Regions from separate parts of the Homo sapiens genome. Here region 1 is linked to region 2. Evidence: chromatin loops called from intact Hi-C (ENCODE). Cell type or tissue: B cell. All regions are shown on one strand. Links, peaks and the distances in the headings refer to the core of each region. The heading gives the core; the rest is flanking DNA. Region 1 overlaps TARS1-DT (TARS1 divergent transcript). Region 2 has its middle 180 kb from the start of RAI14-DT.

Region 1 (12,044 bases), core at 144-8,143, 1.0 Mb after region 2:
GGATAAAGTTTAGACACATCACAAGGAACATAATTGTTTTTGTTGCCTCCCTGTAAGACCAAGAATGTAGTAATCACACCTGAGCAGACCCTTTCACAAGATGTTGTACAAATTAATGTGTTCCTGATACATTCATTCTCCTTTGTAATCCCTCAACAGAATTCCTCTTCTCCCTATCATAACCTGTGTCGCTGGGATTGTATCCACAAGCTTCTGAAGCCCTCTGAGGGGTGGGTAATCACGCTGTGATTCTTCCTGTGTATACACGTTAAGTAAATTTGTATGTTTTTTCTATTAATGTTCCTCATGTTAGTGATTTTCAGCCAAACCTCAGAGGGCCAAGGAGAAAGGTCCCCTTGGCGCTTACAATAGTGTCTGCTGGTAGTTTCATGTGGTTCTTGGTAGAACTTACCGGTTCAACTTGTTCTTTCACTATGTGTGTATTTAGAGCTAAGCAAGTTTACTATATATGTGTATATATATATATATATACACACACACACACATATACACATACGTATATGTATATACATATATTATATATATATATATGCACAGTAATGGTTCTGATCAGTTGGCCTAAGAGTACACCCTATGTGGGGCTTCACGTACTGCTACACTCACAGGCAGAATTGGGGGTTGTTTTTCTGTCCAGAGTGATTGATCCTGATTACAAGGGGACAAGCGGGTTTCTTCTACATAAAGGAGAATTTTGTCAAGAACCCAGGAGATTCACTGAGACCTTTTTTAGTACTTCCTTGTCTAATGTTTCGCTGTTGGAAAACTCTGGGAACCCAACAAAGACAAGGAAGGAAGGAAGGTTTGGGCTATCCTTCTAGGTAAAGAATCTAGTCTAGCGAGGTCCTGACAAAGGCTAAGGGTAACTTGAAAAGGTGCTAGGAGAACAGAGTTATGCAATATTAGCTACCTAATTTGCAGATTACATATATATGTATACACATATACATATGTGTGTGTGTGTGTGTGTGTGTGTATATATATATAACTGCTCTTTAGCTGACACCTTGATTTTAATAATAGTCCTTTTCTTTTCTTTTTTCTTTGAGATGAGGTCTTGCTCCATTACCCAGGCTGGAGTGCAGTGGCACAATCATAGCTCACTACAGACTCAAACTGCTGTACTCAAGCAGTCCTTCTGCCTCAGCTTCCCAAGTAGGTAGGACTGCAGGCACACACCACCACACCCAGTTAATTTTTTCTTATTTTTTATTCTATCTATCTATCCATTTATTTATTTTTGAGACAGAGTCTTGCTCTGTTGCCCAGGCTGGAGTGCAGTGGTGTGATCACAGCTCACTGCAGCCTTGATCTCCCAGGCTCAATTGATCCCCTCGCCACAGTCTCCTGAACAGCTGGGACTACAGGTGCACACCACCACGCTCGGCTAATATATATATTTTTTAATTTTTAGTAGACATGAGGTCTCACTATGTTACCCAGACTTGTCTCAAACTCCTGAGCTTAAGCTCTTCTCCTACCTTGCAAGTTTATAGTTTTTTTAAAATATATTTTATCTCCTTGATTGAAAACTTCACGAAAGCACACTTTGTGTATTTTTGCCAGCATCTGGAAGATGTAAACCTATCGCACAGCAGATGTTCAATAAATGTTGAGTGTTGAGACAAAACTTGCTTAATTTTTCAAGCAAGGTTTGGAAAATTACCTCTTTATTTGTATTATAAAAGAAGTCAAAACCCCTTTACTAACTAGATCTAGAAGAAAGTTTATGATGAGAGTAGATTATTAGTAGTGCTTGATATTCCAGGAGTTATGTACAATTTTAATAGGCTTAAATAGACCAAACTAACTCCCCACATTTAAATTAGAATGAGAATCAATAGGATCTAATCTTACCTTTTAATGTAAAACAATTTAATTATGCTCATTAGACACATTTGCCTGAATTGTATCTTAATTTTAACTAAGTATAATGAAAACCAGAGAGATCAAGATTCCTGAATTTGCTGGATGCAGAAAATGATAGGCTAACAATTATATTTAACTGCTATATAACATTGTTTCTAGCAGCTTCTCTTAACTCTTTGTTCTCTTTCAACTTTAAAAACAGTCCTCATTTAAGTATGGCAAAAAGAAAAAGCAGAAGGCGTTTCTTTTTTTAAATATATTTTTATTATACTTTAAGTTCTAGGGTACATGTGCACAACGTGCAGGTTTGTTACATATGTATACATGTGCCATGTTGGTGTGCTGCACCCATTAACTCGTCATTTACATTAGTTATATCTCCTAATGCTATCCCTCCCCCGTCCCCCAACCCCACAACAGGCCCCGGTGTGTGATGTTCCCCTTCCAGTGTCCAGGTGTTCCCATTGTTCAATTCCCACCTATGAGTGAGGACATGCGGTGTTTGGTTTTTTGTCCTTATGATAGTTTGCTGAGAATGATGGTTTCCAGCTTCATCCATGTCCCTACAAAGGACATGAACTCATCATTTTTTATGGCTGCATAGTATTCCATGGTGTATATGTGCCATATTTTCTTAATCCAGTCTATCATTGTTGGACATTTGGGTTGGTTCCAAGTCTTTGCTATTGTGAATAGTGCTGCAATAAACATACGTGTGCATGTGTCTTTATAGCAGCATGATTTATAATCCTTTGAGTATATACCCAGTAATGGGATGGCTGGGTCAAATGGTATTTCTAGTTCTAGATCCCTGAGGAATCGCCACACTGTCTTCCACAATGGTTGAACTAGTTTACAGTCCCACCAGCAGTATAAAAGTGTTCCTGTTTCTCCACGTCCTCTCCAGCACCTGATCTTTGACAAACCTGACAAAAACAAGAAATGGGGAAAGGATTTCCTATTTAACAAATGGTGCTGGGAAAACTGGCTAGCCATATGTAGAAAGCTGAAACTGGATCCCTTCCTTACACCTTATACAACAATTAATTCAAGATGGATTAAAGACTTAAATATTAGACCTAAAACCATAAAAACCCTAGAAGAAAACCTAGGCAATACCATTTAGGACATAGGCATGGGCAAGGACTTCATGTCTAAAAACACCAAAAGCAATGGCAACAAAAGCCAAAATTGACAAATGGGATCTCATTAAACTAAAGAGCTTCTGCACAGCAAAAGAAACTACCATCAGAGTGAACAGGCAACCTACAGAATGGGAGAAAATTTTTGCAATCTACTCATCTGGCAAAGGGCTAATATCCAGAATCTACAAAGAACTCAAACAAATTTACAAGAAGAAAACAACCCCATCAACAAATGGGCGAAGGATATGAACAGACACTTCTTAAAAGAAGACATTTTTGCAGCCAACAGACACATGAAAAAATGCTCATCATCACTTGCCATCAGAGAAATGCAAATCGAAACCACAATGAGATACCATCTGACACCAGTTAGAATGGTGATCATTAAAAAGTCAGGAAACAACAGGTGCAGAAGGCATTTCTAACAGGTTGACTGTGGTGCAGGAACATAGGGGAAGAATGTAATGAGTTGCTAGTGTGGGAACCTCGCAGAGGTATCCCTGTGGCACAGTGCCCTCTGGTGTTAGGAAGGTGTTCTTTCACTATGTGTTTAGAGCTAAGCAAAGATCACGGGAGCGTCCAACACATCTCAGACCTAAAGCACAAAACACTGTTATACAACTTTTGTGTATTTGCCAACAAAAAAAAACTTCTGATTTACTCCCAGTGTTATAATTTATGCCCACTGTATTAACCCGTTCTCTGCTATGAAGAAATACCTGAGACTGGGTAATTTATAAAGGAAAGAAGTTGAATTGACTCACAGTTCTGCATGGCTGGGGAAGCATTAGGAAATTTCCAATCATGGCAGAAGGTACCTCTTCACAGAGCAGCAGGAGAGAAAATGAGTGCCAGCAGGGGAAATGTCAGACACTTATAAAACCATCCGATCTCATGAGACTCACTCGTTATCAGGAGAACAGCATGGGGGAAACTGCCCCGTGATGCAATTACCTACACCTGGTCCCACCCTTGACACATGGGGATTATGGTGATTACAATTCAAGATGAGATTTTGGGTGGGGACACAGCCAAACCATATCACCAACTACCCTACATGCTTTAAAAATTTTTTACATTATTTTATTTTTTTTATTTTATTTTATTTTTTAGAGACAAGGTCTTGCTTTGTTGCCCAGCTAGTCTCAAACTCCTGGCCTCAAATGATCCTCTCACCTTGGCCTCTCATGCTGGGATTATAGGTGTGAACCACCACACTGGCCTCCTACATACTTTTTAGGAAAGTGGCTGTCAATAGCTCTGCCTTGAGAAGTGAAGCAAAATTATGTGATATGCTACAAATAATGTTACAAATAATAGAAGTTTGTACATAACCATCTCTCTATGGGTTTGGGGCAAAAGAGTCTTCTTCATTATCAATCCTTAATTACTCATTTGAATAATTTTTGCTTCTGGTTCCTACAACCTTGGGCTGGATGATTTTGAAGAAACTAATCCCTGAGGGAAGAATGCTTCTATCAGGGGCATAGTCATGGTTCTGATCAACTGGCCTAAGAGTACACCCTATGTGGGGCTTCACGTACTGCTACACTCACAGGCAGAATTGGGATTGTTTTTCTGGCCAGAGTGATTGATCCTGATTACAAGAGGACAAATGGGTTTCTTCTACATAAAGGAGAGTTTTGTCAAGAACCCAGGAGATTCGTTGAGACATTTTTTAGTACTTCCTTGTCTAATATTCTGCTGTTGGAAAACTCTGGGAACCCAACAAAGACAAGGAAGGAAGGAAGGTTTGGGCTATCCTTCTAGGTAAAGAACCCAGTCTAGCGAGGTCCTGACAAAGGCTAAGGGTAACTTGAATAGGTGCTAGAAGAACAGAGTTATACAATATTAGCTACATAATTTGCAGAACCCAATGCAAAATAAAAATGTAGGGCTCCTTGTTAATTTCAATCTATTTAATAGGCACAGTGGAGCAGCAACTAAGTGTAGAGCGCGCTTCTAAGTATTGAGTCCTGTGTGACTCCCCAGGTTGTGCATCCATGGAGCTGGTGCTAGTGCTATGATTGCTAAATTAGCCCTCATGACCAGAAAGAAGTATGGCCTGTAGAAGTTATGTTTTTTGTTACTTTTTTTTCCACTCCCCCAACTTTTCCTTATATATGTATCATATATAAAGAATACTAGGAGTGGCTAACTTTTTACTTCTCGTGAGGGAATATGATTGAATCAAGATCACTCCATGATGATACACATTCTGAAGGGACTTCATGTGTCCCTTGTGTTGGAGGCACACACTTTTCATGTGGATGAAAAGCTATAGAGGATGTTGAAGGGGAAAAGGTGTGGCCTGTACCAATGGACTGCTGGGCCATTGGCCTCCAGTTGCTTCCAGCCAGTGAGACCCTCAGCAGGAGTTGGGAGGGAAGAAAACAAAATCAGGACATGTATACCCCTGGCTCTTCCCAGGAGGAGGTTGCCTTGTGCTGCTGATGTTTCACAACCAAAGGTCACTGCTGATCTCATAGCAATAACTACAGAACACTTCCCTTCTAGGTTCCAGCAAATGCTGGCTACCCTCACCCTGCCTGGCCTACATGTGGTTACAGATTTCCCACAATTACTATTTGTAGGATCCTGACTCCCTATACTTCTCATCTGTTTTAAATAAACCCTCTTTAAATTACTCTAACCCGAGTGTGCCCTCTGTTCTCTGTTGGAGCCCCGTGTGATATAATCATGTTCCTCAGCTATAAAATGGTGATAGAAGTAATAAACCTGATTCCAGAACTTGTTGGGAGGATAAAATGAAAGTACAAGTATACAAAGTACTTTGCAAATTCTAAAGGGCTATAAAAGTTAATTATGTTTGGGGAAATGAATGCTCTAGCCGGTTACCCTCTCTGGTTTACTCTAGATTTATTTGGAACCATTATGGATAATATTCCTCAATTTGTTTTCATTTTTGTCATATCTCTTCTTTGCTGAGAGCTTTTGCTATGATTTAACTGTGTCCCCTAAAGTTCATGTGTTGAAAACTGAATCCCCAATACAACTGTTGGGGTGTGGAGCCTAGTAAGAGGTGATTATGTCGTGACAGCTCTGCCATCATGATTGGAGTGATGTCATTATCTTGGGAGTGGGTTAGTTATTGTGAGAGTGGGCATGCTATAAAAGTGAGTTTGGCCCCCTCTTGCTCTTTTGCTCTCTTGAGCTCTCTTGCCCTTCTGCTTTCCACCATAGGATGATGCAGCAAGAAAGCTTTCCCTGGGTATAGGCCCCTTGACCTTGGATTTGCCAGCCTCCAGAATTTAAGAAATAAGTTCATTCTCTTTGTAAATCTCCTAGCTGTGGTATTCTGTTATAGCAATACAAAATGGACTAAGACAGATTTAAAATAGCTTTGAGAGGCCTAGCGTATGAGGAATACATTCTGGATAGCTTTTAGGAGGTTCTGAACCTCATCTCCAAAGGGCATGCTTTCCTCCAAAGTAAGTTGTAAATGTGTAGAATTGTGCATTTGCCTTTGGCGTCCCTCCCTTCTCATTTCTTTGCAGAGTATCTGTGCCATTCCCTGAAGGTATCTGAGCACCTCACACTTTTCTTCATCCTTCCTACCTCTATTAAAAACAGTTTCCAGGAAAGGCTGTGAGTTCATTTTTACTAAATAAATGGCTGCTGGACTTTGATATGTGGCCTTACCCGGATATCAAAAGCATTGTCTGAAGCAGGATTTTTCACAAACTCAGCACTATTGACATTTTGGGGCTAAATAATTATTTGTTGAGGGAAGCCACTGTTCTGTGTACTATAGGTGCTTAGCAGGATCCTTGACCTCTACCCACTGAATATCAATAGCACTCTTCTCCCAGTTGTCATGACCAAAACTGCTTTCAGACATTGCCAAATGTCCTATGGGGGCAAAATTACTTACAGTTAGGAATACTGGTCTAAAAAAATGAAAATTCTTCTGTACAATCTTTTGGGCCTCATCAAATAAAAAAAAAATGCATATAAGGGCAGTAACTGGAAGGTCTTTCTAAAAATACGGAACTTGAGTGCTTGCTGGTAAAGAATCACTTGGTTCTCTGAGTTGTATAGTCTGATAGTTTTTCCTCCAAACAAATCTGCACATATCCATGTTGTTTCTGAGTACTTCCCACCCAATGATTCAATTATGGTGATGTGATTATGAATAAAAACATTTTTTCAAGTCCTGTTTCTTATAGCAATATATGAGTAATTTGTGTATACATAAAAAATATTCTGAATATTAGCCAAAGTTCTTCAGAGAAACAAAATCATCTATCTACTATCTATCTATCTGCCATCTATTTATCTACCTACCTACCTACCTATCTGAAGAGAGAGAAAGAGGGGAGGAGAGAGAGAGAGAGACAGACACAGAGACAGAGAAAGAGACAGAGAGAGATTTCTTAGAAGGAATTGGCTCACAAGATTATAGAGGCTAAGAAGTCCCAAGTTCTGCAATTGGAAAGCTGGAGACCCAGGAGAGCCCATGGTAAAAGTTCCAGTCCAAAAGCCAGCAGGCTCAAGATCCAAGAAGTGCCCATTTTTCAGTCAAGTTTGAAGGCACAATGTTCCAGCTCAAGCAATCAGGCAGGAGGAGTTCCCTATTACTCAGCCTTTTTGTTCTACCCAGGTCTTTAATTGTTGGATGAGGCCCACCTGCATTAAGGAAGGCACTCTTTACTCAGTCCACCCATTCAAATGTTCATCTCATCCAGAAAATCTCACAGATACAAGCAGAATAATGCTTAACCAAATGTCTGGGCATCCCTGGTCCAGTCAAGTTGACATGTAAATTAATCATCATATCTTCCCATTGACCTGTTGGACTATTTTAAATTATCTCTCAAGAACTGAGTTTGGGAATGTTGATACCAATATTTCAATCTGAGACACTATGCTAGTTCAAGGATATACATAGCCAGCTGAATTTTTCAGTGAGAAGCAGCTTGGAAGCTTAATAAAATTGGAGTCCTCTGCTGGTACAACCTACTTGGGAGCCAACAAGACCATGGTGCCACATTCATGCTTTCCCCTAGCCATCATAAGCCCCTATTTCTAGCAATCAGATAGAAGAAAACAGAAATCCAATTCATAAGATACAATAGTTACAGTAAATGCTAAACAGAGGTAGAAGAGAGGCTCCAAAATACAATGACAGTAAACTAGATGATTACTTATTTTTCTGTTACAGCTATGTAGGGCCCCAAGTTCCTTTTATCTTTTTGCTCTAGTGCAGTGGTTGGTAAACTTTTTCTGAAAACACTAGATAGCAAATATTTAAGGCTTGCAGCCCAACACGGTCTTTGTTGCAATTACTTAAGTTCTCTGTCATTGTGGTGCAGAGGCAGCTATATATACTTTGTAAACAAATGGACATAGCTGTGTTCCAATAAAACTTTATTTACAAAACCAAGTGGCTGCTCTATGGGTGATAGCTTGTTAACCCTTTCTCTAGAGGGTTCTCATCTGCATGGTTGTACTTGGGTTGCTGGCATTTCTGCATTTCAATTTGCAAAAAAAAGAGTGGAATTGCTTATTCCAAGTGTTTTAAGGCCCAGACCCAGAAGTGGCACATAGTTACTTCTACTCATATCTCACTGGTCCAAACTGAGTTGCATAGCTTCTAGGGAGGCTGAGGAATCTGGTCTCTAGCTAAAGAGTCATGTACCTCACTTAATTTCTGTTATTGAGGGGAAGAAAATATTTTGGTGGAAAATTAGTAACTACTGCCACATGACACCACCACTTGGGGGTAATTCTGCAAATTACATGATTCTCTCTCTCTATCTTTTTTTTAAATGTAATTTTATTTTAAGTTCTGGGATACATGTGCAGGAGTGCAGGTTTGTTACATAGGTAAACACGTGCCATGGTGGTTTGCTGAACCTATCAACCCATCACTTAGGTATTAAGCCCCACATGCATTAGCTATTTATCTTGATGCTCTCCCTCCATACCCCCCGCCCCGACAGACCCCAGTGTGTGTTGTTCCCCTCCCTGTGTCCATGTGTTCTCATTGTTTGACTCACACTTATAAGCGAGAACATGTGGTGTTTGGTTTTCTGTCCTTGCATTAGTTTGCTGAGAATAATGGCTTCCAGCTTCATCCATGTCCCTGCAGAGGATGTGATTTCATTCCTTTTTATGGCTGCATAGTACTCCATGGTGTATATGCACCACATTTTCTTTATCCAGTCTATCATTGATGGGCATTTGGGTTGATTCAATGTCTCTGCTATTGTGAATAGTGCTGCAATGAACATATGCATGCATCTATCTTTATAATGGAATTATTTATATTCCTTTTGGTATATACCTGGTAATGGGATTGCTGGGTCAAATGGTATTTCCGGTTCTAAGTCTTTGAGGAATCGTCACACTGTCTTCCACGATGGTTGAACTAATTTACATTCCCACCCACCAACAGTGTAAAAGCATTCCTATTTCTCTACAGCCTCGTCAGCATCTGTTGTTTCTTGACTTTTTAATAATTGTCATTCTGACTGGTGTGAGATGATATCTCATTTTGGTTTTGATTTACATTTCTCCAATGGTCAGGGATGTCGGGATTTTTTTTTTTCATGTTTGTTGGCCACATAAATGTCATGTTTGTTGGCCACATAAATGAGAAGTATCTGTTCATGTCCTTTGCCCAATTTTAATGGGTTGTTGGGTTTTTTTGTTTTGTTTTTGAGACAGAGACTCACTCTGTCACCCAGGCTGGAGTGTAGTGGCACGATCTCCGCTCACTGCAAGCTCTGCCTCCTGGGTTCATGCCATTCTCCTGCCTCAGCCTCCCGAGTAGCTGGGACTACAGGCACCCACCACCACGCCCTGCTAATTTTTTGTATTTTTAATAGAGACGGGGTTTCACTATGTTAGCCAGGATGGTCTTGATCTCCTGACCTTGTGATCCACCTGCCTCGGCCTCCCAAGGTGCTGGGATTACAGGCATGAGCCACCATGCCTGGCCTTTTAATGGTTTTCTTCTCTTCTTCTTCTTCTTCTTTTTTTTTTTTTTTGTAAATTTGTTTAAGTTCCTTAATCTTAAGCAAAAAGAACAAAGCAAGAGGCATCATGCTACCTGACTTCAAACTATACTAAAAAGCTACAATAATCAAAACAGCATGGCCCTGGTACAAAAACAGACACAAAGACCAACAGAACAGAATAGAGAGCTCAGAAATAAGACCACACATCTACAACCATCTGATCTTCAACAAACCTGAAAAAACAAGCAATGAGGAAAGAATTCTCAGTTTAATAAATGGTGCTGGAAAAACTGGCTAGCCATATGTAGAAAACAGAAACTGGACCCCTTCCTTACTCCTATACAAAAATTAACTCAAGATGGATGAAAGACTTAAATGTAAAACCCAAAACTATAAAAACCCTAGAAGAAAATCTAGGCAATACCATTCAGGACATAGGCACAGGCAAAGATTTCATGACAAAAACATCAAAAGAAATTGCAACAAAAGCAAAGATTCTCTCTCTTACTGCAAATTTTATTTAGTTAGGAGTTTTTTTTTTTTCCTTAGGAAATAACTCTCATAAACTATTTTCTCAGAATGTAATGCATAATCTGGATAGTATATACAACTTAGACCTTATGTTCCTCAAGAATATATCTACTAATGCCTATTTTGTTTTAGGCTGTTCTGTGATTTGTGCCTTTAGAGAGTTTACAGTCTGCTTGAAGAAATAAAATATCTCAACATAAAGATAAGCAATACAGGGGATGAAGCCAAGATAGAGGACTAGAAGGAGCTCATATGCGCCATTCTCACAAAAAGGAAACAAAAGGGCTAGTGAACACTGACCCTGCAGGTCAATCATCTGAGAAGCCATGTTGGGATCCATCAAGGCAGCAGGAGAACACAGGGAGCAGAGAGGAGCAAAGGTGGGCACCAGCCTGTGTGGGCTCAGCGTAGAGTCAGGAGAACCTCTCCAACATGGCAAAGAGTGAGAGAGAGCCCCCAGGTGGATTCATGCTTTAAAGACTGGGAATAGGACAATCCCCTCAGCCTTCCCATGACCCCTCCCCCTGCACTATGCTTCTAGACTGAGGCAGAGAGCCACACAGATGTGGGAGCAACTCTTGGATTCAAGGGGACCTCTACAAGCCTTGGGCTGTGAAGCAGACTAGCACCAGCACATCAGCCCCAATAGAGGCCACAGTTGTGGTGCCTGGGAACAGTAAGATTGCTCCACCCCCTCTTGCTGAACGTGGCTCGGAGCTTCCAGTCCAGCAGTCTCTCTTTCCCCTAAACTCGGCCAGCCACTCCACCCACCCACACCACCCCAGTGCTAGCCAGGTGGCCAATGCTTGCTAGAGCTTCTAGCCCAGTGGTCCCACTTCTGTGTGAACTCAGCCAGAGAGTGCAGTCTCCTATTGTCCTGGGAAACACCCAGACAGTAGGGTGCATGATCCCATACATTTCTGATACTGATAGCTAGGTGGGCAACACCTGTAGAGCTTTGGGCCCAGCGATCCTGCTTCTGTGGAAATTCAGCTAGTGGGTGCAGCCTCCTGTTGTTCCAGGAAGCATCTGGACAACAAGGCAGTTATCCTCACCCACTCCCACCACTGGTAGCCAGGGGAGCCACATCTGCTAGAGCTTCTCGCCCAGTGGTTCTACTTCTGCCTGAATTTACCAAAGAGTTCAGCCTCCTGTTGCCCTGAAAACCCCTACAGCAGGGCAGGCAACTCCATCCATCCTCCCCTCCCATAGCCAGACAGGCCACATCCACTAGAGTTTACAACCCAGAGGTCCTACTTCTGCCTGAATTCTGCAGACAGGCACAACCCATGTTTTCCAGGAAGTACCCAGACAGCAGATTAGGGCTGACTTGGCAAGGATACAGCTTGTCTACTAACTGCAGCCCCTACCGAAGGGAGCCCAGTGGACCAGAACACTCAACAAAAGAAACGTGGGCATGGAAACAGTAATCAGAGGAGGCTTCTCCAAGACCCAGTAGTGAACAAGAATTGAATCCAATCAACTGAACTCACCT
Region 2 (17,008 bases), core at 4,300-12,299:
GGGTGCTATGGACTGAATGTTTGCATCTCCTTGAAATTCACATGTTGAAGTCCTAACCCCCAGTGGGACAGTATAAGAAGGCGGGACCTTTGGGAGATAATTAGGTCTCATGGGTGGGGCCCTCATGATGGGATTAGTGACCCAATAAAAGGAACTTCAGCAAGCTCTCTTTCCACAATGTGGGGACACAACCAGAAGAAGACATTCGCAACCCAGAAGAGGGTCTTCACCAGGGCCCAAACTGGCTGACACCCTGAACTTAGACTTCTAATCTTCAGAACTGTGAGGAGTAAATTTCTGTTATTTGCAAGTCCCCAGGCTGCAGTGTTGTGTTGTAGCCAATGGACTGAGTCATGGGGCCACCCATCTACCCCTTCCCCTTTCTCCTTAACCCTCCTTTACCTCATAAGCCCATTGCTGTCACTGTCCCAGTCCTCCCAGACCTGGCCCTCACTCTCCTTCCCTTCACTCCCACGGGGCTCAGTCCTGCTGTTCTTACACAACTGTCTGTGCTGTCCCATTACTGGTCTTGAAACAGGAGAGTTCTCCAACCCCCTTGCAGAACTAGAGACAGGGATATGGCTCATTTGCTTGGCCACTGCATGCTCAAACCCCTTACGGGATGGGGAGCATACAGATGGGCAGGTGGAGGAGCTGGGGCAAGCACTTTTGGGCTCTGACCCCATGGTAGCATCCAGCGGTGTGTTACAATTAATGCTCATTTAGCAGTTGCCATCCACAGATGGCTAAGTATTAAACTAGCTCATTGGAGAGTCAAGGTGACAGCCTTTTGCACCCTGCCCTCTTGGTACCTGGGTCTTCATCCAGTGTCCAGGAAGAATCAGGTCACATGAACTTGAAGAATGGTGAATGTGGGGATTTTATTGAGAGGTGGAGGTGGCTTTTAGCAGGATGGGTGGGGAGCTGGGAAGGGGATGGAGTGGGAAGATGATCTTCCCCTGGAGTTCCATCATTCTATGGCCTATCTCCTCTCTGACAGTCCCCAGTCAAACTCCTCTTGATGTTCAGATGCTCCTTATCTTCTCCCCTTCTCTGCTGTGCCACTCTGCTGCTCTGTGCTCTTCTGCTCGTGGAGCCTGAGGTTTGGGGTTTATATGGGTACAGGATAGTGGGGTGTGATGGGCCAAAAGGCAACATTAGGGCACAAAAACAGGAATGCCTGTTCCCATTTAGGGCCATGGGTTTTCAGGCTTGAGGGTGGGGCTTTTGCCAGGGAACCTCCCTCTTCTACCCAGTGTTTCCCAGCCTCCTGTCCATATCGGTCTTATTAACCAAAAAGTGACTGAGGCAAGTGTCTCCATTGATAGAGGATTTTTAGCCAAAATTTGAGGATACACTAGGGAAACAAGTCACAGGAGCCTCGGTGACTTGCACTTTTTCCAAATAAAGTTTTGGGAACTTCAGCATTTACAGGGGAAAGAGCAAGTAGGAAGGGGAAAGGGAGGAAGGGTGGACAGCAAAGCAGATGGTCATGTTCTTGTGAGGCTCTGATTAGCGCTCAGTAAATCTACATTTTTTACCTGAAAAGAGGGAGTAAAGGAAAAGGTCTCGCTTGGTATATCTACATCTTACATAAGGTAAACATGTAAAAAGAGGGAATGGGACAAGTCAATGATGCATTCTTCTCAGGGTGGGTGGAGGGTGATTTCTGGTGTTGTCCTCTACCTGTGAAAATAAGCTGGCAATTGATATTGTCAGGGTGAGAGTCAACAGAACTCAGATTTAGGGCCCATTTATAGGAGGGATATGTATCTAAAAGATTTAGGGGCTCACAAAAAATGTGCTTGTGAGCAATTTGTGAGGGAGCACACCTAGAGAGGTATGTGGCCTTCTATTGTTGTAGGAATCTGGCTTCTGGATGAGGCTATGACATGGGCTGTGAAGTTACAGCTATCTGTTTGGGAACACGAAAAAGTGTTGTGTGACTCAGTTCCCAAACTCAACTTTCCCTTTGGCATAGTGAGTTTGGGGTCCTGAGATTCTATTTGCTTCCGCAGTCTCGGGTCCTATCTGCATGTCACTAAGATCCAGTATTGTCATTATGAGGGGACCTGACCACAGACTGAAAAAGGCTGTAACAACCCAGTGGGCTCACCTTGCCCACTGCCTAGACAGAGCCGATTTCTCAAGACAAGGGAATTGCAATAGAGAAAGAGTAATTCATGCAGAGACAACTGCGTGGGAGACCAGAGTTTTGTTATTACTCAAATCAGTCTCCCCAAATGAGCATTCAGGGAGCAGAGTTTTTAAGGACAACTTGGTGGGTAGGGGGAAGCTGGTGAGCCAGGAATGCTGATTGGTCAGAGATGAAATCATAGCGAGTCAAAGCTTTCTTCTTGCACTGAGTTAGTTCCTGGGTGGGGGCCACTAGATCAGATGAACCAGTTTATTGATCTGGGTGGTGCCAGCTGATACATCAAGTGCAGGGTCTGCAGAATATCTCAAGCACTGATCTTAGGAGCAGTTTAGGGAGGGTCAGAATCTTGTAGCCTCCAGCGGCATGACTCCTAAACCATAATTTCTAATTTTGTGGCTAATGTTAGTATTACAAAGGCAATCTAGTCCTCAGGGAAGAAGGAGGTCTGCTTTGGGAAAGGGCTGTTATTGTCTGTTTTAAACTATAAACTAAGTTTCTCCCATAGTTAGTTCAGCCTACGCCCAGGAAGGAACAAGGACAGCTTGGAGGTTAGAAGCAAGATGGAGTCGGTTATGTTAGATCTCTTTCACTGTCTCTGTCATAATTTTGCAAAGGCGGTTTCAAGCCCACTGGGTCCCCGTGAGGATAAAAAAAGAGCAAATATGCACATGGCACACAGTGTGCGGAGGAGTGAAAACTGGTGTCCAGAGACTCCTAGCTGGCGAGGTGGAGTCTTTCACAACTCGGCCCCCCTCTTTCCAGCAGTCTACCTCCCTAGGTTCCTCACTTCTATGCCCCTCACCAGACATTATTAGGACAAACCTTGCTCTTCCCACCTTCGTGTCTGTGCCTAACCCTGTGAAGCTTCGAAGGTGTTTCTTCCCATCCCTGCTTGTCAGAGTCCTTCCTGTGCTTCCAGGCCCAGCCAAACCTAACTCGCAAAGAGCCAGCCTCCCCACCCTCCCTGGGGAGCAGGACCGTGAGACAGGGCAACACGCCTGACCTTCCTGCACGTCAATTTCTTCTGGTGAGAAATGAGGAGGAGCCTCACTGTGAGGACTGAGGAATTAATCCACAGCAAAGGCTTAGAAAAGTGCCTGGCAATCAGGAAGTGCTCAGTAAATATTAGTTTAGCTGTTTCCTTAAATGGGCTGGATTGGTTGGGGCACAAGAAGAGAACACCTGTGTTCTTTGTCTGTCCCCACAAAGCCACTCTGCAGACTCCCGCTTCCCAATCCCTCTGATGAATGTCCAGCATTTCCCGTAATAGTTCCACTTACTTTTAGATCACAAAAAGTCCAGTCTAGTCTAATGACGATGGAACTCTTTTTTTTTTTTTTTTTTTTTTGACACAAAGTCTCGCTCTGTTGCCCAAGCTGGAGTGCACTGGCGCAATCTCAGCTCACTGCAACCTCTGCCTCCCAGGTTCAAGCAATTCTCCTGCCTCAGCCTCCCAAGTAGCTGGGACTATAGGTGCGTGCCACCATACCTGGCTTTTTTTTATGTTTAGTAGACACGGGCTTTCACTGTATTAGCCAGGATGGTCTCCATCTCCTGAGCTCGTGATCTGCCTGCCTCGGCCTCCCAAAGTGCTGGGATTACAGGCATGAGCCCACTGCGCCTGGCCATGACGATGGAGCTCTGATACAGTTGGTGTAATTATCAAAATCCTAGACACTCACCAGTGTGAAGCCTCCCCTTGCCCTGCCTTGCTCTAGCTGGGCAACCAGCAACGGTGTGGGGCATGCCTGACTCTCTGGCTTTGCTGTGGCTCATCCCACCAGAGTTGTGTGCAGGGGCAGTGAATCAGTTGGTCTGGGCTGCCATAACAAAATACCACAGCCTGGATGGCTTAAACAACAGAAATGGATTTTTACCAAGTTCTGGAGGCTGGAAGTCCAAGATGAGGGAGTCGGAAGGTTTGGTTTCTCTGTCCATGGTTTGCCAATGCTGCCTTCTCACCATGTCCTCACATGGTCTTTCCTCTACGTGCATGCCTGCCTGGTATCTCTTGCTCTTCTTGTAAGTATTACAGTTGATAGCTAGTCAGACACGAGCAGGATAGGAGAGGGCTCCCTGCCCTCACCACCAGGAATGTTGATGGTGGTGACGGTCAGGTGGTTGTTAACTGTCTCTGTAAAGTAATAATTGGTTGCAGCCAGTGCCAGGGAAGGGCAGTCTTCCAGTAGATAGAAAACACCTAAAACTGGTGATCAGCAGCTTCCTGATAAGACCTCAGGAGTTGGGCAAGTGGGCTCAGGTGAGCACATATGGACAGCCCACCTTAAGGGAAGAATCAGGGGAGAAGTAACACAGGATCCCAGAAATATGCCGATACATAAAGCCCGAGGTCAAAAGGTCGAACGGGGCACTTGATCTCTCAAAATGCCCTCCTGGCCCTCTTCTAAGTGTGCTTTTCTTCCTTTCATTCCTGCTGTAAAGCTTTTTAATAAACCTCCTGCTCTAACACTTGATGCAGTCTCTCTCCTTCTGCCTTCTGCCCCTCAAATTCTTTCTTCTGTGGAGGTAAAAATTGAGGTTGTTGCAGACCTGTCTGGATACGGATTTGCCCTGGATTAACTGCCCTAAACAGTTCTATTGACTCTCTCCCTGACAGTGTCACTTGCCAGCCTATCTTCACAGGTAGAGGACAAGGACAACACCAGAAATCATCCCTTTGCCCACCCTAAGACGAATGCCTCATTGACTTGTCCCATTCCTTCTTGTCATGTGTTTAGTTTACCTTACATAAGATGTAGATTTTCCAAGAGAGACAGGACATAATTGACCTCCCTGTACAGTTCTGCAGATAGTACAGGCAGCATAGTGCCAGCCTCTGGTTCTGCTGAGGTCTTAGGATGCTTTTACTCATCACAGAAGGTGAAGAGGGAGCAGGTGTGTCCCACTGATGAGACAGGGAGTGAGAGAGGGGAGGAGGTGCCAGGCTCTTTAAACAACCAGCTCTTGCCTGAAGGAACAGAGCAAGAACCCACTCATTACTGCAAGGAGATCACCAAGTCATTCCATGAGGAATCCACACTTATGACCCAAACACCTCCCATCAGGCCCCACCTCCAGCAATGGGGACCCCATTTCAACATGAGATTTGGAGGAGACAAACCAAACCGTATCAGGCAGCTAGTGTGAGACCCTTGCAGACCCCCATGGGACCTGCCGCTGTAGGTCAGCTGAAGCAACCACGCCTCTCTTCTGGTGGGCTTCTTCTGACTCCTCTCTCAGGCCCTGGGCTTTGGTTGCCTGGCCCGTCAGGGTCGCATTTTGATCCCCACAGAGTCTTCTCAGAGGGGCTCTGTTTCACAGCGCCACGTCTGGCCCCAGCAAGCACGCACACTTGCTCCAGCGCAGCCGTTGCCCCCTTCTGCCTGTTCCAACCAGACCCTGAAGAGAGATGTCGAAGGTAGGTGTGGCACTGATTCCTGTGTCCTCTAAGCCCCTGTGACATAAGTCAGGGTTCATTCTCTCATGACTTTCCCTCTTAATCCTCCACATCAATGTACCCCTAGACCTCCTCAGCCTCAACCCCTTTGTGTGTGTCAGGTGAGTGATGAAGCAATGTGGTGTGGTAGTCAGCTCGGCTGCCATCACAAATACCCCAGACGGGGTGGCATAAATAACAGAAATGTGCTTTCTCACAGTTCTGGTAAGTCCGGGCTCGAGGTGTCAGCCTTGATCCCAGTGAGAGCTGTTTCCTGCCTTATCCTCGGATAGCCTTTCTTCCGAGGGGCTGGGGAGCCACATGCATGAACTCTCTGGCCTTTGACGTCTTTTCTGGTAAAGACGCTAATCCTATCAGATCGGGGCCCTGCCTTATGACCTGATTTAACCTTAATTACCTCTTAAAGATACCATCTTAAAATACAGTCACATCGAGCGTTACTGCTTCCAAGTCTGAATTTAGGGGTAGGGGGTACAATTCAATCCACAGCAGCTGGCAAAACCAGTTTGGTTTACCTTCTGGGATAGTCCTGCTTAAATGTTCTCAGCCTTGATCTAGAAGCAGGTGGAAGGGCACTTGGCACTTGCTGCTTTGTTGTTTCCTTTGGAGAAGGGTAGAAACTCTTAAGACAACGGGATGCATCACCTTTCCCTTCCTATAACATAACCTGTCATTGTGGAACTGGAGAACCCACACCATGATCCTTCTCACAATTAAGGATGCATCTTCCCCTGAAAGCATAAGCTCCTTACGGTCAGGGGGTAAATCTTAGACAGTGATCACAGTGGTCGTTTGTTTGTTCTACCTATGGAAAAGCTCAATGGTTATTCACTAAGATGAACTGAAGCAAGGGTTGTGGAAGGTTCACTTTGCCACCTGTCTGCATAAGCAGGGCCACCGTAGGCAGCGATCCAGGGATCAGTTACTTCCCAACCAATCTGTTCTGTGGGAGTTGACACTCCTCATCCTTATTGAGGTCTATCACAGAGTTGGTATCCAGAGAGAAGGTAACAAAGGAAGGCATTTTCTAGCAAGTAGCAGCTTTTATTATTTTTAAATATTTTTATTATTTTATTATTTCCTATTTGCATAGGAAACGGTGGTATAGAGGCATCCATTATGAGCTGGTCACAGAGGTGTGCCTCCATGGTGTGACAGGGTACTTACTGAAGAATTTTGAGTTTACATTTTATTTCTTTTGTGGAAAATAGCAGCTGGTACTTCTTTGCTTTAGGGAAGGTTTATAGCAGGTTGAAAGCAGGTATTGCTTTCAAACCATCTCCTCTTAACATTTGTTTATGGATGCTTAAATCCATTGAGGAGAATAGAGTTTGATGTCAGAAAAGAAAACTAGCAAAGAGCTGCCTCACCCATTGTCTTTATGTTTCTGAAATTTGTGACACAAAGAACATTCTACAGCCCATCAATAGCTTACGTTATTTTAATGTAAGTTCTTGGTAAGCAACTTAGGAACTGCTTTAAAAACCCACTTCCTTTAAAAACCCACTTGTAACTGCTGTTAATGGGAGCATAGATTCAGGGCAACTTGGGTCTCTGCCCCTTGGTTGCAGTGCTCAAACTTGGCCCAAATAAACTCTCTACTTATGTCAATTCTGCCTCCATTTTTTCCTTTAGATGGACAGAGGTGAATGAAAGAGAGGGCCTTGGAGGGCAGCCTGAAGAGGAAGAGAGGGACGCAAGGCCAGCATAAACAAAAGAGTAGTCCTGGGGTGCTGGGAGGAGAAGACATCTGTGCCTTGGGTCCTAAGAGTGCTCTGAGGATGTGAAAGGACCCAGAAGGACAGCAGAGAGGCCTGTCCTATGTTCCTTGGTCCCCAACCTTGCCAAGGTGCTCAGGTTCCAAACCTGACACTAAAGCAAGACAGCCGTAGGCCAGATGAGGTCATGGGAGCAGGAACAATGAACATTGAATTAACATCATTGTCTGGGGTAAATACCTGAGATTTGTTGTCTCACGGCGGCAGAAAACTAGGAAGGGGATAAAGAGTGAGCTTAGCGGAAGTTTAGTAGGCGAAAGAAAGAGAATAGCTCTCTCTGTTGCGAAGATAGGGGTCCTGAACAGGTTTTTCGGTTCTGTGGTGAAATGCAGAGGGTTTTATAGATGAGCTTGAGGAGACAGTGTGTGATTTACATAGGGTACGAATGATTGGTGGGACTAGTGTCATTTGCATAAGGTGCGAAAAACTGGTTAGGGCTAGGTATGCCATTTGCATAGGGCCCAAAAAGCTTGCTGACCCCACGCTAATCTTTTATTATGCAAATAATTCTCTACCTGGCCAGCGCCATGTTGCCTATTTCTTTACTGTACACGTGGTGACAAAGAAAAGGGAAGATGGAGCCTCCATGTTGAACATACCTGGCTTCCAGGTAGCCCTTTTCTATTGGCATAGCTGCCGGCATTCACCCGTGCAAGCTTCCAGCTTGCTTATCTATGTTCGCAGCTAGATTTTCAGGCTGCTCTTTGTTAGAAAAAAATGCTTTCTTGGGCTGCTTTTTGTTAAAAGGGAAGCCTTGCTGAGGACTTTTTTACCCTCACTATCTGCCTAAATAATTTCTTTCTATCTCCTGTCTCAGCATCTCAGTGGTCCTCATTGAGAACAGGTAACCAGTGCCAGCAGGGGCTCCTAGTTCATTGGTAAAACCCTGAACATTGACACCTTTCATTTCCCTGGGGTTAAATGGAAGAGAGAATTGCCCCAAGAAGGACGGAAGTTTCATTTTCTTTGGCTCCTGAAGTAGTACACAAGCGGATTTATAGAAAACAAAGACCTTTAGTATTTCTTACATCCTAGAATCTGGAGACTTGAGATTCATGCCTATTGCATTATTTCAGAAAAGAGATTTGGTTGTGAACTCTGCTCCAAGACATTGCTTGGTCAAGGAAGCCTAAGTTTTAGCCACCTGGACACGATCTCCATCTAGTGGTCATACTATGTAACAGCACTTGCACACAGCTTTGAGAGGTTTGGTATTCTGTATTTTGCTCTTCTCCGGAGAAATTCAATATAGCAGAAATATAGTACATAATATAATGCAGATATGAGAGATTCTACAGCCTACAAACAGTTCTAAAACGGGCTAGAATTTGGGAGGTGAAGCAACAGGGTAGCATTGTAATTTTATTAAATTTCAGAATAATTTTAGATTTATGTTAAAGTTGTAAAGTGGCCAGGCGCAGTGGCTCACGCCTGTATCCCAGCACTTTGGGAGGCCGAGGCGGGCAGATCACCTGAGGTCAGGAGTTCGAGCCTGGCCAACATGGTGAAACCCCATCTCTACTAAAAATACAATAAATTAACCGGGTGTGGTAGCCCAGGCCTGTAATCCCAGCTACTTGGGAAGCTGAGGCATGAGAATCGCTGGAACCTGGGAGACAGAAGTTGCAGTGAGCCGAGATCATGCCACTCCACTCCAGCCTGGGCAACAGAGTGAGACTCTGTCTCAAAAAAAAATTAATAAATGAATAATAAATAAATAAAGTTATAAAGTGATACAGAGTTCCCATACACACCTCACCCAGGTTCCTCTAGGTTAAAATCTCACATTACCATGATACGTTTGTCAAAACTAAGAGACTAGCATTTCCACATTATTGTCAAAATCCAGACTGTATTTTAATATCACTAGTTTTTCAACTAATGTCCTTTTTCTGTTCCAGGATCCCACTCAGGACAGCACATCTCATTCTGTCCTCATGTTCCCTCAGTTTCCTCTAGTCTGTGAGAGATTTCATGACAGCAGTTTTGAGGAGTAATAGCCAGGTATTTAGCCAGTTTTGAGGAGTAATAGCCAGAATGTCCCTCAATTGTAGATGTGTGGTGTTATTTCTGAGGCCTCCGTTTTGTTCCATTGGTCTACATCTCTGTTTTGGTACCAGTACCAGTTGCTGTTTTGGCTACTGTAGCCTTGTAGTATAGTTTGAAGTCAGGTAGCATGATGCCTCCAGCTTTGTTCTTTTTGCTTAGGATTGTCTTGGCTATACAGGCTCTTTTTTGGTTCCATATGAAGTTTAAAGCAGTTTTATCTAGTTCTGTGAAGAAAGTCAATAGTAGCTTGATGGGAATAGCATTGAATCTATAAATTACTTTGGGCAGTATGGCCATTTTCATTATATTGAGTCTTCCTATCTATGAACATGGAATTCTTTTTCCATTTGTTTGTATTCTCTCTTATTTTCTTGAGCAGTGGTTTGTAGTTCTCCTTGAAGAGGTCCTTCACATCCCTTGTAAGTTGTATTCCTAGGTATTTTATTCTCTTTGAAGCAATTGTGAATGGGAGTTCACTCATGATTTGACTCTCTGTTTGTCTGTTATTGGTGTATAGGAATGCTTGTGATTTTTGCTCATTGATTTTGTATCCTGAGACTTTGCTGAAGTTGTTCATCAGCTTAAGTTTTTAGGCTGAGAAGATGGGGTTTTCTAAATATACAATCATGTCATCTGCAAACGGAGACAATTTGACTTCCTCTCTTCCTATTTGATACGCTTTATTTCTTTCTGTTGACTGATTGCTCTGGCCAGAACTTCCAACACTATGTTGAAAAGGGGTGGTGAGAGAGGGCATCCTTGTCTTGTGCTGGTTTTCAAAGGGAATGCTTCCAGCTTTTGCCCATTCAGTATGATATAGGCTGTGGGTTTGTCATAAATAGCTGTTATTATTTTAAGATGCGTTCCATCAGTGCCTAATTTATTGAGAGTTTTTAGCATGAAGGGGTGTTGAATTTTGTCAAAGGCTTTTTCTGCATCTATTAAGATAATCATGTGTTTTTTGTCATTGGTTCTGTTTATGTGATGGATAATGTTTATTGATTTTCATATGTTGAGCCAGCCTTGCATCCCAGGGATGAAGTCGACTTGATCATGGTGGATAAGCTTTTTGATGTTCTGCTGGATTCGGTTTGCCAGTATTTTATTGAGGATTTTTGCATCGTGTTCATCAGGGATATTGGCCTGAAATTTTCTTTTTTTGTTGTGTCTCTGCCAGGTTTTGATGCTGGCCTCATAAAATGAGTTAGGGAGGATTCCCTCTTTTTCTATTGTTTGGAATAGTTTCAGAAGGAAAGCTACCAGCTCTTATTTGTATCTCTGGTGGAATTCGGCTGTGAATCCGTCTGGGCCTAGGCTTTTTTTGGTTGGCGGGCTATTAATTACTACCTCAATTTGGTGTTGGTCTACTCAGGGGTTAGACTTCTTCCTGGTTTAGTCTTGGGAGAGTATATGTGTCCAGGAATTTATCCATTTCTTCTAGATTTTCTAGTTGTTTTTTTTTTTTTTTGTGTGTGTGTGTGTGTGTGTGTGTGTGTGTGTAGAGGTGTTTATAGTATTCTCTGATGGTAGTTTGTATTTCTGTGGGATCAGTGGTGATATTCCCTTCATCATTTTTTATGGTGTCTATTTGATTCTTCTCTTTTTTCTTCTTTACTATTCTGCCTAGTGGTCTATCTACTTTGTTAATCTTTTCAAAGAACCAGCTCCTGGATTTGTTGATTTTTTGAAGGTTTTTTTTGTCTCTATCTCCTTCAGCTCTGCTCTGATCTTAGTTATTTCTTGTCTTCTGCTGGCTTTTGAATTTTTTGCTCTTGCTTCTGTAGTTCTTTTAATTGTGATGTTAGGGTGTCAATTTTAGATCTTTCCCACTTTCTGATGTGGGCATTTAGTGCTATAAATTTCCCTCTAAACACTGCTTTAGCCTCTGAGTTCTAATTTGATTGCACTGTGGTCTGAGAGGTTGTTAATGATTTCCGTTCTTTTGCACTTGCTGAGGAGTGTTTTACTTCCAATTATGTGGTCAATTTTAGAATAAGTGTGATGTGATGCTGAGAAGAATGTATATTCTGTCGATTTGGGGTAGATATCTGTCGACATCTATTAGGTCTGCTTGGTCCAGAGCTGAGATCAAGTTCTGAACATCCTTGTTAATTTTCTGTCTCCTAGATCTGTCTAATATTGACAGTGAGGTGTTAAAGTCTCCCACTATTATTGTGTGGCAGTCTACTTCTCTTTGTAGGTCTCTAAGAACTTGTTTTATCACTCTGGTTGCTCCTGTATTGGGTTCGTGTATATTTAGGATAGTTAGCTCTTCTTATTGGATTGATCCCTTTACAATTATGTAATGCCCTTCTTTGTCTTTTTTGATCTTTGTTGGTTTAAAGTCTGTTTACCAGAGACTAGGATTGCAACCCCTGCTTTTTTTTGCTTTCCCTTTGCTTGGTAAATACTCCTCTATCCCTTTATTTTGAGCCTATATGTGTCTTTGCACAAGAGATTGGTCTCCTGAATACAGCACACCAATGGGTCTTAACTGTTTATCCAATTTCCCAGTCTGTGTCTTTTAATTGGGGAAGTTAGTCCATTTACATTCAAGATTAATATTGTTATGTGTAAATTTGATCTTGTCATCATGATTCCAGCTGGTTATTTTGCACATTAGTTGATGCAGTTTCTTCATAGTGTCATTGGTCTTTATGTTTTGGTGTGTTTTTGCAGTGGCTGGTATTGGTTTTTCCTTTCCATATTTAGTACTTCCTTCAGGAGTTCTTGTAAGGCAGGCCTGGTGGTGACAAAATCCCTTGGCATTTGCTTGTCTCTAAAGGATTTTATTTCTCCTTCACTTATGAAACTCAGTTTAGCTGGATATGAAATTCTGGGTTGAAAATTCTTTTCTTTAAGGATGTTGAATATTGGCCCTCACTCTCTTCTGGCTTGTAGGGTTTCTGCAGAGAGATCCACTGTTAGTCTGATGGGCTTCCCTTTGTAGGCAACCTGACCTTTCTCTCTGGCTGCCCTTAACATTTTTTCCTTCATTTCAACCTTGGAGACTCTGACGATATTGTTCCTTAGGGTTGCTCTTCTCGAGGAGTATCTTTGTGGTATTCTCTGTATTTCCTGAATTTGAGTGTTGGCCTGTCTTGCTATATTGAGGAAGTTCTCCTGGATTATATCCTGAAGTGTGTTTCCAACTTGGTTCCATTCTCCCTGTCACCTTCGGGGACCCCAATCAATCATAGGTTTGGTATTTTCACATAGTCCTATATTTCTTGGAGGCTTTGTTCATTCCTTTTCATTCTTTTTCTCTAATCTTGTCTTCATGTCTTATTTCAATAAGTTGATCTTCAATCTCTGATATCCTTTCTTCTGCTTGATTGATTTGGCTATTGATACTTGTGTATGCTTTGCGAAGTTCTTGTGCTCTGTTTTTCAGCTCCATTAGGTCATTTATGTTCTTCTCTAAACTGGTTATTCTAGTTAGCACTTCCTGTAACCTTTTGTCAAGGTTCGTAGCTTCCATGCATTGGGTCAGAACATACTCCTTTAGCTCAGAGGAGTTTGTTATTACCCGCCTTCTGAAGGCTACTTGTACCAATTCATCAAACTCATTCTCTGGCCAGTTTGTGCCCTTGCTAGAGAGGAGTTGTAATCACTTCAAGGAGAAGAGGCATTCTGGTTTTTGGAATTTTCAGCATTTTTGCACTGGTTTTTCTTCATCCTTGTGGATTTATCTACCTTTGATCATTGTGGCTGATGACCTTTGGATGGAGTTTCTGTGTGTCGGCCCTTTTTGTTGATGTTGATGTTATTGCTTTCAAGTTTTTCTTCTAAAAGTCAGGCCCCTCTTCTTCAGGTCTGCTGCAGTATGCTGGAGGTCCACTCCAGACCCTATTTGCCTGGATATCATCAGCAGAGGCTGCAGAACAGCAAAGATAGATGCCTGCTCCTTCCTCTGGAAGTTTCTTCCCAGAGGAGCACTGGCCTGATGCCAGCCAGAGCTCTCCTGTGTGAAGTGTCTGTCAATCCCTGTTGGGAGCTCTCTTCCAGTCAGGAGGCATGGGGGTCAGGGACCCACTTGAGGAGTCAGTCTGTCCTTTAGCAAAGCTCAAGTGCTGTGAGAACCCTCCTTGTCAGGATCCACTGCTCTCTTCAGAGCCAGAAGGCAGGAACGTTTAAGTCCACTGTAGCTATGCCCACAATCCCTCCTTCTCCCAGGTGCTACCTGTCCCAGGGAGATGGGATTTTTATCTATAAGACCCTGACTGGGGCTGCTGCTTTTCTTTCAGGGATCCTCTGCCCAGTGAGGAGGAATCTAGAGAGGCAGTTTGGCCACAGTCGCTTTGCCATGCTGTGTTGAGTTCTGCCCAGTCCTTAGCACTGTCAGGGGAAAACTGCCTACTCAAGCCTCAGTAATGGTGGACGCCCCTTTCCCCACCAAACTCAATCATCCCAGGTCGACGTCAGACTGCTGTGCTGGCAGTGAGAATTTCAAGCCAGGGGTTCTTAGCTTGCTGGGCTCTGTGGGAATGGGACCTGCTGAGCGAGACCACTTGAATCCCTGGCTTCAGCCCCATTTCCAGGGGAGTGAAAGATTCTGTCTCACTGGGGTTCCAGGCACCACTGGGGTACAAAAAAAAAAAACAAACTCCTGCAGCTAGCTCGGTGTCTGCCTGAACAGCTGCCCAGTTTTGTGCTTGAACCCAGGGTCCTGGTGGTGTAGGAACACGAGGGGATCTCCAGGTTTGCAGATTGCAAAAATCATGGGAAAAGCATAGTCTCTGGGCCAGATAGCACAGTCCCTCATGGCTTCCTTTCTCTGGGAAAGGGAGGTCCCCCCACTCCTTGCATTTCTGGGGTGAGGCAATGCCCCACCCTGCTTCTGCTCGTCATCTATGGACTGCACCCACTGCCTAACCAGTCCCAATGAGATGAACAGGGTACCTCAGTTGGAAATGCAGAAATCACCCACCTTCTGCGTTGGTCTCACTGGGAGCTGCAGACCAGAGCTGTTCCTATTTGGCCATCTTGGTGGATCCCCTTGCCCAATTTTTTGGTTTAAGTGCCCTGTAAAAGCATCACAAAAGCCTCATAATAGTTCTCCCTTTGGAGACCCAGGATTCAGTGTGAGCTCTGCCCAGAACTCAGAGGTCCAGTAAAAGATAAGTAGCTCCTATCTAAATAAAATTGGTCTCTTCATACAATACTAAGATTGTTTTCTGTAATTTTATGTTTGATTTGGCATCCATCTTTAATTTCATACTTATCCCTTCCTAATATTATAAGGTGTTGAAATTTGGCATATGTAGGGAGACCCCCTGAAACTATTGCTATGGAATAAAAGATGAAATGCTCCTGATTATTGTAAATACAAAATTGCATGGAGGATTGTGTAAAGACAATGCCAGGTTGGGCTGCCAGAATGAGCCAACAGCACATGATATGCTTCCCCCTACAGAGAGCCTATAAACGGACATGCAGTCAGGGAGGTTTCACATCACCAAGATTCCTATCCCAGAAAAGCAGATGTTCATATCTCTGGGAATGGAATGCGACCCTTGTGGAGAGCCTATAAATAGACGCATGAGGGGTGCCTGTTCATATGGATAAGATAGGGCTATAAATGCCCTTAAGTTGCCATGGCTCTTCTAGGTCTCTTTAGGGTTAAGACACTCCCTTCTGAGAATTTGTGGTCTAACTGGTTGTCTAGTTTCACATTCTGCTTCTATTGATTGCTTGCAACCAGCTTTTGCTGCAATTACTACTACTGATTAGTATCTTACTAAACATAGGTTATGGATAGACTGTGTTTCTGTTTTAAGGCTCTGTTAGAAATTGCTGATGCACACACTATATTGTAAATTCTTATCTCTGTATAAGTACATATCTCTGTATATGTACTTCTGCATACTGATGTTATGTTAAAGAATTACTTCATCCCAATGTGACCATCTCACCTCATAATCAAACGACCCTAAATCCCTCACTAACCTACCCCCACCCTCACTAAACTTAATAATAAATGCTGGTATATCCAGTGCATTGGCGGCATTGCATGACCAGAAGGCGGTAAACCCCCTGGACCCAGCTTTCACTATCTTGTGTGTGTCTTTTATTTCTTAACCTGCCAATCTGCCTGGGAACAAAGAAAGAGCCCCATTGCATTGTGGGCTGTTGGCCAGATCCTGCAATATCTGGCCCAACTTGGCCTTCTTTGTTCCTCAGCTCAGTGCGCTCCGAGTGCTGGTTTGTGATGACTAGTCTTCAGTCTCGATGGTAAGGTCTCCGGGTACGCATTTTCCAACTCTCCCCTGTTTTTGGGTCTGTCGACCAGTATTATTCCAGGGTTAGGATGGGACAATCACAGTCTAAACACCAGGCTTATCTGTCTTTTATTAAACTTCTTCTTAAACAGGGTGGAATCAAGGCTGATTCCAGTAACCTTATTCTCTTATTTCAGACTATTGAAAAACCTTGTCCTTGGTTCCCTGACAAAGGTTCTATGGACCTGTTAGACTGGGATAGAGTTGGCGCCATGCTCTGCCAACTCATGAGAGATGGTGTTTTACTTCCTATTTCTGTTTGGACTGACCGGGCTCTTATTCTTGTTGCTTTACTTCCTTTTCAGTCTGGTGATCCTCTTCAACTGCCACAAATTAATGCAGATGGTGAGCCACTCCCTTTACCTTGGGTACCTGACCCCCCCTACTAGTCCTCCTTCTGATGATGAGGAGGAATTTGATCTCTCCTTGTTTTCTCCCCAAAAGGAGGAACCTGGTGATGATCCCCTCCCTCTGCCTCCTATCTTGGAACCTGTATATATTAACTCTTCTACTAAGCTGTTGCCCCCTCTGCCAGAGGAGGATGTGTGGCATTCACCTGAATGGCTTGTTTCTTGTTCCTCTCGTCCTTTTGGACTTCTCCCCTCTTCTAAGCCTACTGTTTCTTTTGATGCTCCGGGACCCCTTCTTTCAGAGGTTTGGAATCCTGCTTCCCCCCAGTCCACATCCCAGTGCCCTCACTCTCCTTCTCTTCCTCTGCCCCTGCACAATGGATGTGTGAGTCACCTGTTTGGGTAGAGCAGTGGCCACTTTCCAAACACAAGTTGGAGGCTTTAACTGAAATTGTTAATGATTTACTACAAGCAAACACTATTGAGCCCTCCTTGTCTCCATGGAACTCGCCCATGTTTGTTGTACAAAAAAGGTCAGGAAAATGGAGGATGGTAACAGACTTAAGAGCTGTTAATGCAGTTATTAACCTATGGGGGCATTACAATCCGGCATGCCTTCCCCCTCCATGATTCCTAAGGAATGGCCTTTAATTATCATTGACTTTAAAATTGCTTTTTTCATATTCCTTTAGACAAGTCAGACTGTGAAAAATTTGCTTTCACTATACCTTCCATTAACAATTCAGCTCCCACAGCTAGATATCAACGGAAAGTTTTACCTCAAGGAATGATTAACAGTCCTACTATTTGTCAGTTGTTTGTTGGTACTGTGTTACAACCTATCTGACAGACTTTAAAAAATAATTACATTCTTCATTATATGGATGATATACTGATTGCTGCTCCCACTAAAGATGAATTAATTCAACGTTTTC

The links. Peaks named below come from ENCODE experiments on the same cell type or tissue, not always from the same donor. Only the 100,000 strongest peaks of a DNase experiment are listed, where the experiment ranks them.
Region 1: a loop joins it to region 2, with 4 times the contacts of the local background. A loop is called at or near these places in 19 of 110 quality-filtered maps.

The regions. Positions count from the first base shown.
Region 1 is chr5:33,427,571-33,439,614 of GRCh38, reverse strand. All of the region lies in intron 1 of TARS1-DT (TARS1 divergent transcript), which reads left to right. Among named protein-coding and RNA genes, the nearest start is that of TARS1-DT, 7.0 kb to the left of the region's middle. RefSeq lists a silencer at 3,589-3,638. In B cell, for the core only: CTCF peaks have their summits at 3,338 and 3,539 (motif pointing left); a DNase peak (open chromatin) is centred at 3,544.
Region 2 is chr5:34,466,234-34,483,241 of GRCh38, reverse strand. No RefSeq gene overlaps it. Among named protein-coding and RNA genes, the nearest start is that of RAI14-DT, 180 kb to the left of the region's middle. RefSeq lists enhancers at 1-354, 15,002-15,051. In B cell, for the core only: CTCF peaks have their summits at 8,355 and 8,566 (motif pointing left); a DNase peak (open chromatin) is centred at 8,541.